Regions from separate parts of the Homo sapiens genome. Here regions 1 and 2 are each linked to region 3. Evidence: chromatin loops called from intact Hi-C (ENCODE). Cell type or tissue: endothelial cell of umbilical vein. All regions are shown on one strand.

Evidence for each region. A loop is a pair of places that touch in the nucleus more often than their neighbours do. Peaks named below come from ENCODE experiments on the same cell type or tissue, not always from the same donor. Only the 100,000 strongest peaks of a DNase experiment are listed, where the experiment ranks them.
Region 1: a loop joins it to region 3, with 10 times the contacts of the local background. A loop is called at or near these places in 16 of 110 quality-filtered maps.
Region 2: a loop joins it to region 3, with 8 times the contacts of the local background. A loop is called at or near these places in 12 of 110 quality-filtered maps.

Annotation. Positions count from the first base shown.
Region 1 is chr10:46,021,058-46,026,057 of GRCh38, reverse strand. All of the region lies in intron 1 of NCOA4 (nuclear receptor coactivator 4), which reads left to right. Among named protein-coding and RNA genes, the nearest start is that of NCOA4, 7.1 kb to the left of the region's middle. RefSeq lists silencers at 2,425-2,594, 4,266-4,461 and an enhancer at 2,445-2,739. In endothelial cell of umbilical vein, no CTCF peak of the experiment used is centred here; a DNase peak (open chromatin) is centred at 2,557; H3K4me3 peaks cover 868 bases; H3K27ac peaks cover 1,488 bases.
Region 2 is chr10:44,930,826-44,935,825 of GRCh38, reverse strand. It overlaps TMEM72 (transmembrane protein 72), which reads right to left. Exons shown (of 5, transcript NM_001123376.3): 3 at 3,757-3,828; 4 at 2,050-2,189; 5 at 1-1,170. The coding sequence ends at 692. All of the region lies in intron 1 of TMEM72-AS1 (TMEM72 antisense RNA 1), which reads left to right. Among named protein-coding and RNA genes, the nearest start is that of TMEM72, 22 kb to the right of the region's middle. RefSeq lists enhancers at 1-245, 2,052-2,758, 2,759-3,466. In endothelial cell of umbilical vein, a CTCF peak has its summit at 2,948 (motif pointing left); a DNase peak (open chromatin) is centred at 2,915.
Region 3 is chr10:45,232,599-45,237,598 of GRCh38, reverse strand. It overlaps the pseudogene CUBNP2. Among named protein-coding and RNA genes, the nearest start is that of MIR3156-1, 71 kb to the right of the region's middle. In endothelial cell of umbilical vein, a CTCF peak has its summit at 2,227 (motif pointing left); DNase peaks (open chromatin) are centred at 1,638 and 2,208; H3K27ac peaks cover 1,512 bases.

The DNA of each region.
Region 1 (5,000 bases), 790 kb before region 3:
CATCCGTTTGTCCAAAATGTCTTAGGCCTCTGTTGAATTTAGGGTGAAGCATTGTACAATTGCCAGGGACATTTTCTCTTTATGTCGATTCAGTGGCACACATAGAATGTGAACGGTTGGTAATGACAAGGTACTGATACCAGGTTGTCTGCTTAGTATTAGGATGTACAAAGCTATTAATTCATAAATAAGACATGGTTTCTTCTCTCATGGAGCCCTCAGGCTAAGGAGGCAGGCATGTAACAATAGGGTAACATATGTTACAGGCGTCCTGCCGGAAACCCATACAGATTACAGTGGTAATGCAGGAGGGAGCAGCCAACTCTATTGGCCAAAAGTATTGAGGAGTGAGGTGCTCAGTCAGGAAAGGCTTTGTAGTTAGTGATGGTGACTTGAAAAGCAGATAGGTAGGGAGAAGAGGAGAGACTGGCATTGCTGACAGAACTGGCATAGCCAAGCTGCACAAGATAAACCAAACTATCCTATGCATAGAAAAGCTGTCCAGTAGATTAGGGTGTGGGAGCTGTTCTGGGAGACAGCAGGAGAGTCAGAGTGAGGCCAGGAAATAGACAGCTGTGATGGTTAATTTTAGGTGTCAACTTGACTGGATTAAGGACATCTAGAAACCTGGTAAAATGTTATTTTGGGGTGTGTCTGTTTCCAGAGGATATTGGGGTGTGAATCCAAGTGGATTAGGTGGGGAAAATCCACCCTCAGTGTGTGTGGGCACCATCCAATCTGCTGGGGCCCAGAGAGAACAAAAACATTGAAAAGGCAGATCTATTTGCTGGAGCTGGGATACATTCTTCCTCTCCTGTCTTTGGACAACAGAACTCCAGGCTCCCCAGGCTTTGGGCTTCAGGACTTGTATCATTGGCCCCCTGGGTTCTCAGGCCTTTGGCTTCAGACTGAGAGTTACACCATCTGCTTTCCTGGTTCTGAGGCCTTTGCACTTGGACTGAGCCATGGTACTGGCATCCCAGGGTCTCCAGCTTGCAGACAGCCTGTCATGGGATGTCTCAGCCTGCTAATCACATGAGCCAGTTCCCCTAATAAATCCCCTCTCATATCTATATCTGTATATATCTTTATGTCTATATCTATGTCTGTCTATATAATGTTCCATCTCTCTGGAGAACCCTAACTCAGGAGCCTTATTGCCTTTAAAAGAAATTTGGACTTTATCCTGTAGGCAAATGGGGAGCCATAGGAGAGCTACGCTGCTTTAGATGAGATGATCTACTTGGGATGGTTGGTTGTTGTTTTGAGACAGCATAGAAATTCTTGAAGCAGAAGAGAGGTAAAATACCTTATGCATTTTTCCCCTTTAGAACCTAAACATTTTATAAAGACACAAGGGCAAATACTGAAGCATAAGGGAGTAAAAAGCTACATGTAAAGTGGTCTGAGTGCAGAATTTTAGATTTTTGTGATTTTCTTTCTCCTTAGTCTTTTTATGTTTATGTAATATTTAATAAATCACATCATTATAGTAACAGCTACAGCTGGCTTGAGGAGAGAAACACAAATGAATATAACTGTGAAACTCAGTGAACATATACATAGGGGAGTAGCTGAAGACTTTACTGTGCTGGGGCGTTGGTCAGGATCTTTTAGAGAGAGAACAGAGACCGTTGGTTAAGTAGGTGACGGCCAACAAAGTTTCTTTGTATTTACATTGTGATCAGCCATTTTTCAGAGGCACATAAAATAGATGAAAGTTCCTGACATGAGTTATATTTTAATAGAATTCCTTCTTTGTTGCCATTGATGTAAATTAGTACAAAGGACCATAAAATTGTAACTTTAGTCATTCAGAAGTATGTCTGTTTTTTTTGTGTCTTTACGAAATGTATTATCCAAGGAGGGCTTTTGGAATTAGGGAGAAATTTTCTTATTTTTGATAATGAATGCCTGGATTGGGGTCCCAGAAATTGTATGCATCACAGACAAAGCAGGCACTTCCACTCTGTTCATCTGAAATCTAAGGGATACTTAATTTAGGGTAATGGCTCCTTAGTGTTCCCCTTTGGTGTTTCTCATGTGATTTTGCTTTACTCTTAATATTAACAAAAACAGCTTTATATGCATAGACAACAGCAAGTATTTTACATTCAAAAAATCGACTGAAAGGTAATAGAATTACAACATTGTCTAGATTTCATCTTTTGGCCTGATTGCATATGCAGGCTATGAGGATTATCTTGGAGAAAAGGGAAAGCTAGAAGTACCATAAGCATGATAGTCACAGGTAGGTAGGGCTATATTGCCAGGCACTGTCCTAAACATTTTAATTCATGTAATTCATTATAGTTCATATATAATTCTCATTGAGTTGGGCCCATTATCGGGTGGAGCAAGTGGGGAGAGGAGAGGCTGGAGAGGAGCCCCAGGTGCCATCCGAGGTCCTTCTAGCTGGCCTTACCCTGGGGGCCGGGCGGGGGCAGCAGGCGTCTAGCAGGGAGGCCCAGCGGGGAGGGAGCTGCAGGGGGGCCGCGAGCGCCAGCGGGGACTGGCTGGGAGCAGGGCAACAATGGGCGGAGTTTTCCGCTCCTCCCCGCCCTTGGCTTGAGCGCTCCAGCTCGCTAGTGGCCCGGGCGAACTGGAGTTGCCGTGTGACGCGTGGGCGGGACGAGGCCCGGGCTCGGGGACCTTTCGCACTCGGGTCAGGGGTAAAGCAGCCTGTCGCTTGCCGGGCAGCTGGTGAGTCGGTGACCTGGCCTGTGAGGTACGTCTGGCAGCCCAGGGGCCGTAGCGGGAGCCCTTGAGGCCGGTAGCCTTGCAGGGCTGGCGCCGGGCAGGAGCCGGGTCGCAGCGGCTGACTGCACAACTGCGTGCGAATCGGCGACCGGGGCGAGGGCAAGGGCTCCTGAGGCCGCTTGGAAAGGGCTTTTGGGAAGTCTAGAAAGCCGCATGAGTCACTGTTGCTTTCGTATTAGAAATGCCTTGTTTTCGAATTAGAAATGCCTTGCGGTCGGTTTTCAGTTACTACTTTAGAAAATTGATGTGCTGGGATTTATTGCCCTCAGTTGCTTGTATAAAGGTGGACAAATCTGAGCCTAGTAAACTCTGAAGTGTTAAATCTTAAAATGTTCAATAGTGAATTTATTATTATCTTATTTTAAATCTGTTGCGATATTAACGTTTGTTTGTGTGGTTTTAAAAAGATTACAGAGAACCAGATTCTGGATTTCAGAAACTGCTTGTCTTGATAAGGAATTTAAAATGGGCTGGGGCTAAGGTAAGATGTATATAATCCTTGAGTTAATGAGTTGTATAAAAAACAACCTTTAGGCCGGGCGCGGTGGCTCACGCTTGTAATCCCAGCACTTTGGGAGGCCGAGGCGGGCGGATCACGAGGTCAGGAGATCGAGACCATCCTGGCTAACACGGTGAAACCCCGTCTCTACTAAAAATACAAAAAAATTAGCCGGGCGTGGCGGCGGGCGCCTGTAGTCAGTCCCAGCTACCTGGGAGGCTGAGACAGGAGAATGGTATGAAGCCGGGAGGTGGAGCTTGCAGTGAGATCGCGCCACTGCACTCCAGCCTGGGCGGCAGAGCTAGACTCCGTCTCAAAACAAAAAAAAAACCCAAAACCAACCTTTAAAAAAAAGACGGAAGAAAGAACGTGTGAAGTGAAAAAAGTCTCAAGGTAAAATTGCAAAATATTTTTTAACATAATTTTTTTAAACTAAAAGCTTTACAGACGGTCTAATGCAGGTTGTCTCATCAAAGATAACCAAATTGTTCAGTTAGTATTTCGAGTGTAGTACTCATAGAACACATAGGTATCCTGTGGATAGATGCTGCGCTTGGCCTTTTAGCAATGACTAGGATGCCAGGCAAATAAGTAAAAAGTAGAGGTCTTTGGAGGGGCAGGGGCAGGTGGCAAGGGGGGCAGAGAATGTGAGAGTTGGAAGGTGAGGTTACAGATGATCTAGTCTGAGCTTTCATTCTTACAGACGAATGAAGCCTGGAGTGGCTGTGATACAGACGTTGAATCAAAACTATTTGCATTGGTATTTGGCAGTGTTTTGGTTTTTCTGAGCCTATCATGACATACAAGGGTACTGTTTATTTATTTATTTATTTATTTTGAGATGGAATTTCGCTCCTGTTGCCCAGGCTGGAGTGCAATGGCTGCGACCTTGGCCCACTGCAACCTCCGCCTCCCAGGTTCAAGCGATTCTCCTGCCTCAGCCTCCCGATTAGCTGGAATTACAGGCATGCGCCACCACGCCCGGCTAATTTTGTATTTTTATTAGAGACAGGGTTTCTCCATGTTGGTCAGGCTGGTCTCGAACTCCTGACCTCAGGTGATCCGCCCACCTTGGCCTCCCAAAGTGCTGGGATTACAGGCGTGAGTCACCGCGCCCGGCCAGTACTATTTTTGTTAGTGTTATCCAAGGCAGAAGATTCTGAACAATTGTGGTTATAATTTACTGAGGACTATGAAAATTGACTGAAAATCTTAACGGAAGTTATTTCAATAGTAATCCATTGGAATGTTAATTTTAATCACTAGTGTTGGCAAGTAAAAATACTTTACAGGTGATAATACACTAAAGGAAGAACAAGCTCATCTGGGAGAGAGAACCCAGGACTAGACCTTGGAAACTGTAGTTCTAAACCCAAATCTTACCCCTTCTGGCTGTGGCCCTTCAGATGGGTCACTTAAACTATCTGGGCTTTTGTGGCTTCATATGTAGAATGAGAGTGTTATATTAAAGAGATGACCAAGATTTTTTCCAGCTTTATTTTTTATTTTTTTAAAGAGGCTTGTGAGGAGCTATTTTTCAGCTTTAAATTGTAGTTTGTGTGGGTCACAAGAGTTAAAGCTCTTTGGAAATTTTATGGTTAAGCCATACAGTAATGACTTAGCTTCATTACATAACCACTTCATTTGTGGTTAGTTGCTCAATTCTGGTGCCATGATCTTCAGACTTCACAAATAGATTTGTGCAAAGCATTGTGTAAGCATGGCATATATAGTTTAAAGA
Region 2 (5,000 bases), 300 kb after region 3:
GGAGGCTGGAAGTCCCCAGCCATGTTTCTGGAATGAGCTTTGCTCATCTGGCCTGGCTTTCCCACAGTGAGCACAGAGCGGCATTGTTTTCCTGAGCAGCTCAGCCCCAGCCCTAGAGCATGCAGAGAATGTGGCCCACGGCCCGGCTGCTCCCACCAGAGGCCTGCAGCCTCCCCTCCCGACCCTGAGCAGTCTTGGTTGGTCAAGACCCACAGCCACCTTCTCTGCCTTAGAGATGCTTAAGTTACTGACACTTCCCTGGGCCTGCAGAGATGGGTGGACCATAGGTTCCTCACTGAGTGTTGTGCCCTGGGTTGGGAGTAAGAAAAGCCCAGAGGCTTTTGCTGGGCAGACATCCTCTGTCCCTTCTGGGCTGAGTCAATGGCACCTGCAGCCTCGTGCGCAGTGGCAGTGATGGTCTTGTTGGGGAAGCATAAGGGTTTCCCCACCTGTGGCCAGGAGGAAGGAGCTTGTGCTGGCTTGAGGTGGCGTGAGCCTTGTTTGTGCCTCCCTCGAGGCCTCTCCAGAAATGCTGGCCAGTCACACCTCCTGATGGCCTCAGGGGCCCAGCCAGTGTGGGGGTGTCTGGTTACCCCTTGAAAAGCTGACCAGAGAAGACCCTGAAACTCCAGGGAGGGCCATTGAGCTAGGTAGACCCCTCACTGAGCGTCCTCCAGGCTGGAGCAAGCGCTCAGAACAGGCCGGTGGCTGTAAGAGATGACAGGAAGAGTGGGGCCTGGGGAGGGGGAATGATGGGTGTCGTGTCAGAGGTGGTCTCCTCTGGCTCACTGTCCCCATCATCCAGACCTTCGGCGAGGGAGGGGACTATGCGGACCAAGTTGTCTTCAAAGTGCACCTGCTTCTTCTTGGCCAGGGAGTCGGCTGGCTCCAGGCTCAGCTCCATCAGGGTGTTGGGGGGCTGGAGGGCACTGGGCTTCTTAGTCCCCTTCAGGATACTCTTCATGTGGATGAAAAGGGAGCTGGGCCCCTCCTTGAGGGCCCCATGGAAAGTGTAGGTTTGCTCTGTGTCCCCAGAGCCGGTGGTGCTCACAGCGCTGCTAGAGGGGTCTGTGTACTGCTCTGGGGAGGCCAGCACCTCGGGGGCAGCTTTCCTCTTCTTCCGCTTGCTCAGAAGGAAGTAGGCCAGGCCGGTGATGATGAGCATGGAGCCTGGAAAAGAGCCAGAGGTCAGGGCTCTAGAGGAGTCACGGAAAAAATCCGGAGTCCTTGCAAGCATGTCGTGCAGCAGAGCTCCTGCAACCCGGCGCTGTGTGGCCATTCACAGGCCCCTGTGGCCCTGGCCCTCTTGCCTGGCTTGTCCTCACACCCCACATCAGATTTGGGGGTCCACTTGGAGGCTGGGATGGGGATGCTAAATGGCAGGAAGGATGGAGGCTCTGCTTTTCAACATGGTCTCCCTGGAGGGCTGTCTTCCCTGTATTGTAGATGGGTTCATGAGGAGGGGGCACAGTTTTCACAGATAGGGAGCAGAGAGGAGAAGGACACTAGCAGAAAAGGTCGTGGATGAAACTGAAAAGGTGGGAGCAAGAAATCCTGGGTTCTCTGACCAGAAACCAGCTGGCCAGTGGTATGCACCCGTGAAGTGGAAGTAGGAGATGAGGCTGTGAAGATTTTCTGGGGTCCCACCCTGAAGTGCCTTTCAAACCAGGCTGAGGAGTTTGGACCTGAATGAGTAGGCACTGGGGAGATTCAGAAGGGTTTGGGCAGGGAAGTGGCCATGTCACACCCTTGGGAAGCTCAGACCACACATGGTCAGTGGGAGGAAAGGTGAGGTCCCCTTTGCGGTTCCACTTCTGTACGGCTCTGTGAAGGAAGGATGCACTTCTTGGGACATTCCTGCCATTTGATCAGCATGGAGTATGTCTGGCATTCCGATGATTCCTCATGTCCACCCTCTAGGTCAGAGAGGGCAGTGGGGCAGGTAAGGTCCCTGGAGCCACCACTGGAGCTAGACTTTGAGGGGCTCAGCTCCTCCTGCTCAGAGTCCACCTGTGCTGGGGCTGCATATCTCTACCCCTGTGCTCTTACCTGGGATGGTCACGTGCCAGACCAGGACCGGGTGGAGGAAGCAGGCCACCGACAGCAGCAGGTAGGCCAGGAACTTCTGGAAGCAGCCCAGCCAGTGGGCTTTCTCCCTTACTCTGTCTGCCAGGGACCCTGGTTGACACCTGGGGAGAGGGAGTCCAGGTTAGCATAATGTGTCCCAGGAAAACCCCAGCAAGACTGGATGCCATGGAGTCTGGGCCAGGCCCTGCTGTGGGCATGCTCTGCAGTGGGCCCTGGCTGAACAGAAAGCCCTAGCGGTCCTTGGTGTGGGTTCCACAATGAGTGGATTTGCCTGAGTCCCTCTAGAGGGTCCACAAGTTTTTGAAAGGCTGCCCAGACCTGTTTTTCTGGTCGAAGGGGAAGCAAGTTAAATGTTCTCAGGATGCTGCATGAGTTAGTGAGGAAGACAGCTGGAGGCTCAGGGCTCACTGGGAAGTCTGCACTAATGCAGAGAAAGTGTGCAGTTTGGGAGCCACCTGCCTGGGACAGTTGTGCTTGTAGTGCACTGCATAAGAGGCTTGGCCAGGTGAGTGAGCAGGCTGGCACCCAGCTGTGCCCTGTTCACCCAGCCTTGCTTAGGCACAGTACAGTGTTGGCCCAGAAGGGCTTCTTTTCTAACTGTATACACAGGGACCACACATAGCCCTGGCAGAAGCCTGATGCTGAGCAGCTTCCTTCAGGGGCGCTGCCTCCATGTTTCACAGGGGGCAAGTGCCTGCCTTTAGACCCAGCGCCTCCATCCTCTGAATTGGCCTAGAGCTGGGGCTCTACACAGCCACATCCTGCCCCTCTAGCTTTGAGGGAGTGCTCAGGCTGTCCAGGTGGCCCAAAGCACTGCTCTCTTATGCTCGCAGGCTGGACTGCCATGGCTCACTGGTGCCCCCTGGTGCCCATTCCTGCGTGTGTGTGGTGGCAGGGTGCGGTGGAGTCCATCCAGGGTCCATTCCTCCCCAGCCTTCTCCCCAGCTGAAGTTTCAAGCACAGCTTGGCAGTGGAATTCAGCAGAAAGGGGAAAGCTTTCTGCCTTAGGGCTGGTGAGCCTGAGAGGCAGCCAGTGGCCTTGCAAGGTGCTGGGACATCTGGATCTGAAGACTGGCTCTCTCACTGACCACCCAGGGACCAGTGTCTAGGTTCTGAGAGCCGCAGTCCTCGGTCTCACCGATAACAGCTTCCACATACTGAGTGTAGGCTGGGAAGCAGCAAGGGCCTCACGAGATCCTGCAGGGTCTGCACTCCTGCCCCACGAAGGGGTGTAGAGACATACTGCCCCTGACTTGCCCCCGGGCCCTAGGAAGAGACAGAGCCAGTTCCCAAACCCAGGTCTGCTCACTCCCAGCTGGGCCTTCTGCAGGGTCCTCACCCCATGGCAGATGGCTCAGACACTGGGGCCCAGTGACTGGCTGCTCCTGGTGAGGGGGAGCTGGACTTTTCTGGGGATTCTGGGCAAGGACAGGCCCTGAATGACTGTGTCAGTTGGTTCTCTTGGTTGGGACCAGGGCAAAGAAGGCAATGGAGCCCCTTGGGCCTGTGCCCACCTCCAGGCCAGGCTGATTGTACCTCGGTGGGGGGCTCCTGTCCACAGTGGCTTCAGGAGCAGGACATCCCCTGGTTGTGGGCTCTTGGGTGGAGACATCTGTGGTGTCTGGGGCTGGGGTGGACAATGGAGGGGTCTCTCTGGAAACTACTTACTGGAAGCAGATGGCCAGCAGCTGAGCCACAAAGTAGGCCCCTTCACATATGGAGACAGCGGCTCCTGTAAACCTGCAGGTGGAGACAGGTGAGGGAGGCTGGCGCCTCTGTCTTCCTTTGCTTTCCTGAGGGCTGTCTTCTCACACGTGGCCTCCTGACATCACATCTACAGCCAATGGACTCACCTGGATTCCCCCAGACAACATTCACCACGGGCTGTCTCCAGGACATGGCGTGTTCCGGACTGGGCCATGCTGGGGAGAGGTGGGGTCTGGGGTTCAGAGATGGGTGGGGAGGGCACCGTGGCCAGCAGGTGACATGGCCTTCACCTGGCACCCTGTGTGACACTGGCAGGCACATCCTTCTACCTGCTGGTCACCAGGATGGACACCCACTGCCTGTGTTCCAGCCTTAAACCTGGACCTGTTCCTGACCCTTTCCTTCTTCCTTTTCCTATTATCCAAATAGTCACCAGGAGCTGTTGATTACATTCCTTCAATACCTTCCAAATCGCTCCTGTTCTCTGACCTCATGGGCATTGCCTGGGTTCAGGCCCTGCCCCCTGGACCCCTGCACCAGTTCCACTTCCTCACTTACCCCAGGCCTGTCTCCTGCTCCCCCACTGTGTCACTCTGGGCTGCCTGACACCTGAATCTGATCATGTTCCTCCTGATACAGGATGCCTCAAAGGCTCCTTGTGCTCCCAGTGTGGTCCATGGATCCTGCAATCAGCATCTCCTGAGGAATGTGTAGAATTCATGGCTCCCAGGCCACCCCTAGACTCACATCAGAATCCTTGGAAATGGAATATGTACTTACGGAGGGTCTCACTGCCTATCCTCCATGTTCCCTTGACAACACAAGAAGCTATCAGGTGCCACAGGGCTTTTGCACAAGTGAGCTTTTCCTGGAAGGCCTTCCCCTTCCCTCTCCAGTCTGTCTGGTGACCTCCTCTTACTTCTCCATGTGGTACCATATGACCAGAGTCACTAGTCTGTGAACCCCCAGAGGGCGTTCCCTGTCTAATTCTTCTGTACAGCCCAGGCTCACAGTGGGTCGGGCTTATTGGGCTCCATTAATGAGCATTGCAATAAATGAAGGAATGAAAGTGGATAGTGTTGTGCAGAAGGTGGCTTGGGGTCAGGGTTTCCTCAGAGCCATGGGTGTTTCTAGATTGTGTGATCACAGGTGAGAGGTGTGACCTTTCTCTGTCTTAGTTTCCTCAGCTGTAAACTGGGGTTATT
Region 3 (5,000 bases):
ACAATTTAAGGAAAAATATTTACCAAAAATCCAACTTATGAACACATTCTGGCATATATATGAATGGTTGTGCTTCTCACAGGCCCTGACATTTGTTGGCAGTCCTGGAGAGAAATTGCTTTTTTAGGGTAGTAAGTATCCTCTCATATTTTTGGTTGGCCACTTTTCAAACAGCTAAAGAAAATTTAAGTCATGTCAATACATTTAATGCAAGAGAGGAGAAATACCTTTATGAAATGTCCTCAAATACCAACATACATTCCAAATAAAAAAAGATAAACAGAAATCACTTTAAATACCTTAAGAAAATGGTTCTATTAAGATAATCGTGGGTAATGGAATTTTGGCACCCAAAGGAAGACAAAGATGACTTCCAATGCTCAAATTTTATCGACGAGGAAATAAAACACCAAGATTAGGCTGGGTGTGGTGTCTCACGCCTATAATCCCTGGGAGGCCAAGGCAGCTGGATCACCTGAAGTCAGGAGTTCCACACCAGCCTAGACCACATGGTGAAACCCTGTCTCCACTAAAAATACAAAAATTAACTGGACATGGTAGTGCATGCCTATAATCCCAGCTACTTGGGAGGCTGAGACTGGAGAATCACTTGAACCTGGGAGATGGAGGCCGTAGTGACCTGAGATCACACCACAGCACTCCAGCCTGCGTGACAGAGCAAGATTCTATCTCAAAAAAACCCACCAAGATTAATGAGTTGCCCAAAATGCTCTGCTAGACTGAGGTGGAGATGGGACTAGACCTCGGTGGTCAAAGGCCCAGCCAGGTGCTCCGTAACTATGACAGCCAGCTTCTTCCTGTCCTGGAGGCGATCTGGATCTCCACAGATATGTAGTCTATATGTAGTCTAAATCATGACAGCCTTCATATACAGATTAACAAATTGAACAAATTAACACCAAAACTTGAAGTATTCGACCTTAAGTATGTCAGTTATTAGGGTGGTAAAGTTACTTTTATAATGAAGTCATTCCTGCCACCACCTACAATCACACACTTCCTCTTGGTTTAGTGCTGAATTTTCCTTCTAATTTTACTTCACTCACATCATTGGCATCAACTCAGGGTAAGCAAAGATCTCCGCACCATCGAAAGCACAGAGGCAACAACTTGATTTTCTCCCACAGTTACTTTATTAAGTTTTTGTTTGTTTGTTTTGTTTTGTTTTTGTTTGTTTGATTGTTTTCCATTCTGCTGTCAACCCCCGATTTTCAAAGTACAGTCCTGGAGGAAGTTGTCCTTGGATCGTGATATGCAGGCAAAGGCATGTGTGTTGAGGATGGAAGAGGTGGTGGTGGCGATGGGAAGAGAGGGGAAGTGAGGAGAAAGGGTGTAGCCCAAAGAAGAGGAACAGGAAAAGCGGTTTCTGCCTCTATTATTCTTGCAGAGTCTCAGCACCTTAAGAAAATGAAGTCTTATTGCCTAACAAGCCAGACTGGATGGCTTATACATTGTTGAATCAAACTTCCTGTCCTGTTTTCCTTGCAGGATGTGGTGGAACTCTTTATGGAGACAGAGGCTCATTCACCAGCCCTGGCTATCCAGGCACCTATCCAAACAACACGAACTGCGAGTGGGCACTGGTAGCTCCTGCTGGAAGGCTTCTCACTGTCAACTTTTACTTCATCAGCATTGACGATCCAGGAGACTGTGTCCAGAACTATCTCACACTCTACGATGGGCCCAACGTCAGCTCTCCATCCTATGGACCATACTGCAGAGGCGTGAGTAGAACAAACATTTTATATTCCCATTTGTTATGTTTAGACAATGAGTCACTTAATGTAGACTTTTTTTTTTTTTTTTGAGACAGAGTCTCGCTCTTGTCACCCAGGCTGGAGTGCAGGGGCACAACCTCAGCTCACTGCAACCTCCGCCTCCCAGGTTCAAGCAATTCTCCTGCCTCAGCCTCGTGAGTAGCTGGGATTACAGGGGCCTGCCACCACGCCCGGCTAATTTTTGTACTTTTAGTAGAGACGGGATTTCGCCATGTTGCCCAGGCTGGTCTTGAACTCCTGACCTCAGGTGATCCGCCCACCTTGGCTTCCCAAAGTGCTGGGATTACAGGCGTGAGCCACTGCGCCCGGCCTGGTGTAGGCTTTTAAAGGCAGACACATGCAGAGTACAAAGCACAGCCTTTAACAAATTGAGCAGTTTTCCGACTTGCCTTTCTATTCTCGGAGCATGAGTGCCATCTGGTGGGCATTGCATTAAATTACTATTAATAGTTACCAAAATCAGCTCTGCTTCAGAATCACCTGTGGAGTTACTTACATTAGACTTCCAGTTCCCACTGAAACCTATTGAATCAGGATTTCCCGGGGAGGAGCCACAGCATGCTGTTTTTTAAAAGCTCCCTCTGTGACGTCAGTGCACCGCCTAGGGTTGAATACCCATGTTTATTTCTGCATAAATAAAACTATAGAACATTTGGACACCTGGCTCTATTTTATCTACTTCTTGCTGAAAATTGCAGGAATTCTTTGAAGAAATGGTGACTGATAGTTTGTTTTTGTAAAGCTCATATCAGGGCTTTACAAACAACAACTCAGAATCTGATGTTGATTCAATATTGCAGGCATCTGTGCTTACGGTCCTCTCATTTTATGTGCAAGTAGATACTTAAAGAGAGTATGGGCTCACACCTGTAATCCCAACACTTTGGGAGGCCCAGGCAGTTGGATCACTTGAGGTCAGGAGTTTAAGATCAGCCTGGCCAACATAGGGAAACCCCATCTCTACTAAAAATACAAAAATTAGCCAGCATAGTGGCACACGCCTATAATCCCAGCTACTCAGTAGGCTGAGGCAGGAGAATCGCTTGAGCCCAGAAGGTGGAGGTTGCAGTGACCCGAGATTGCGCCACTGCACTCCAGCCTGGGCGACAGAGCCAGACTCTGTCTCAAAAAACAAGAGAGTAAGTAAGGGAAAAGTGGCTGCTGGCAAGTGGGTATCTGTTTCTAATTTTTCTGCTCTTTAATCACTTAGGCTTTGTAATCAAACTAGACAGAGAATTATATCAGCTGGAAATCTAGATGGTTTTTTAAAATATATTATTTATAAAATTGATAAATGCTATTTTCAGAAGTATCAGAAAATAGACTAATTTTTCTAACACCCTAGCATTCTCATATATTCTTAACACCTTTCTTTGAATATCTTTGCATATATTTTACATGCATATTTTTTACTGTTTGATGTTGTGTTTTTTCCACTTACCAATACATCATTAATATCTTATCTTAATAAAAACACTGGTGCATCGTATTTAGTTTTTGGAGAGTATTCCATTGCATAAGTGCAGCCTAATTTATTTAACGAAGCCCCTCTAAGTGGACATTTAGGTCTCTTGAACTTTTTGCAACTACAGACAACACTTAATAAACTTTTTGTTAGTGATATCTTTATACACGGAGTTACATTACTTGGTGAGAAATGGTGATCGCAGGACCAGCAGATACTGTATTACGGGGTTGCACAGAAGGCCCACAGACAGAGACCCCAGTAAATGTGCCACACATCAGATTTAGAAGCTAACCAGCTCTTAGACATTGAATTGAAATTTACAAACATTTCAAAAGGGAGGAAAAGAGACAATTTTAACAATATCATGACTTTATATTGACAGGTTTTTTTTTTTTTGTGGGCATGGTTTTCAGTGGCTTGCAAACATATAACCCCATTTGATCCCCACAGTGACAATCCCGTAAGGTGGAAAGAACAAGTATATCCTGGACTTTGCAGATAAAAGAAAACTGAGTCACTGAGAGAAGTGATTGCCATTTAATCCAGTGCCGCGTTAAGCTGTAATATATAGCGAGATACATCAATTTTTAAACTGTTGGTGTTTACAGTATTTTCCCAGTTTTACATTTTCTTTTATAAATGTAGATATAATTTCATGTGTAATTGTTTTTTTCCTTAAAGGTACCACTGATTTAACACTTTATAAATGTTAAACATAAATTTAAAAAAGTAAAACATAAGTATAAAATAGTCAATTTACATAGAGAGGTAGCTCTTATTTTGCTAATATTTACATACTTACAACTTTTTGTAAGTATGTAACTTTTTGTAAGTTGTAATATTTTGCTAATATTTACATACATACAACTTTTACATTTTACATACATACATATTTACATGCATATTCACATACAAAAGTCATATACTTTTTTATATATACTCCTTAAGTATACAATTCAACTTTTGTATGTATGTAAATATGCATGTAAATATGTATGTAAAATGTAAACTTACATTTATATACATACAATTTACATACAGAGGTGGCTCCTTATTTTGCTAATATAAATACAAACCATCCCCTGATTTGGGAGATATTTTGTGTTATGGTAAATACCATTGTTCACAGGGAAATCCTCTATCCCTTGCAACTACAGAATATGAACATCAAGCAAATGAAAGAATAATGGGAAAAACAAGGAGAATCAAAGGAGATTCTAAAACTTCTGTTGACTGTCCATACTAGTTTGTCAATATAAAAGAAGTTGTTGAAATTTGGAAGCAGATTAAAGTGGAGGTAAAAAGTAGACATGCATAGGAATAAAAATATTGCATATACCTTGATATATCTCTTACAGAAAAAAATCTATACTCACTTGAATTAGTGAGTATCTTGGAAATAAGTCTGTGTTTTGATGACTTGGGGTGGGGCTGAGGCAGGAAAACCCAGTAATGTGGGCATCATGAGAGCAGGGCTTTTTGCCTGTTTTGCTCATTTTTTAATATCCCTAGTACTAAAAACAATACCTGCAGTGTGGCAGTGACTTGATCAATATTTGCCAAATGAATGAACAGAAAGTGAGAGAAAACGGGGACCCATCTATTCCCCTCAACACACAGACAAACACACACTGTTCCACAGAAGTATATGAAAATAAATCCCAAGAGGAAGCTATAAACATTGAGGATGAAAATAGCATATTTTACTTAGTGTGATCATTTCACTTACATAT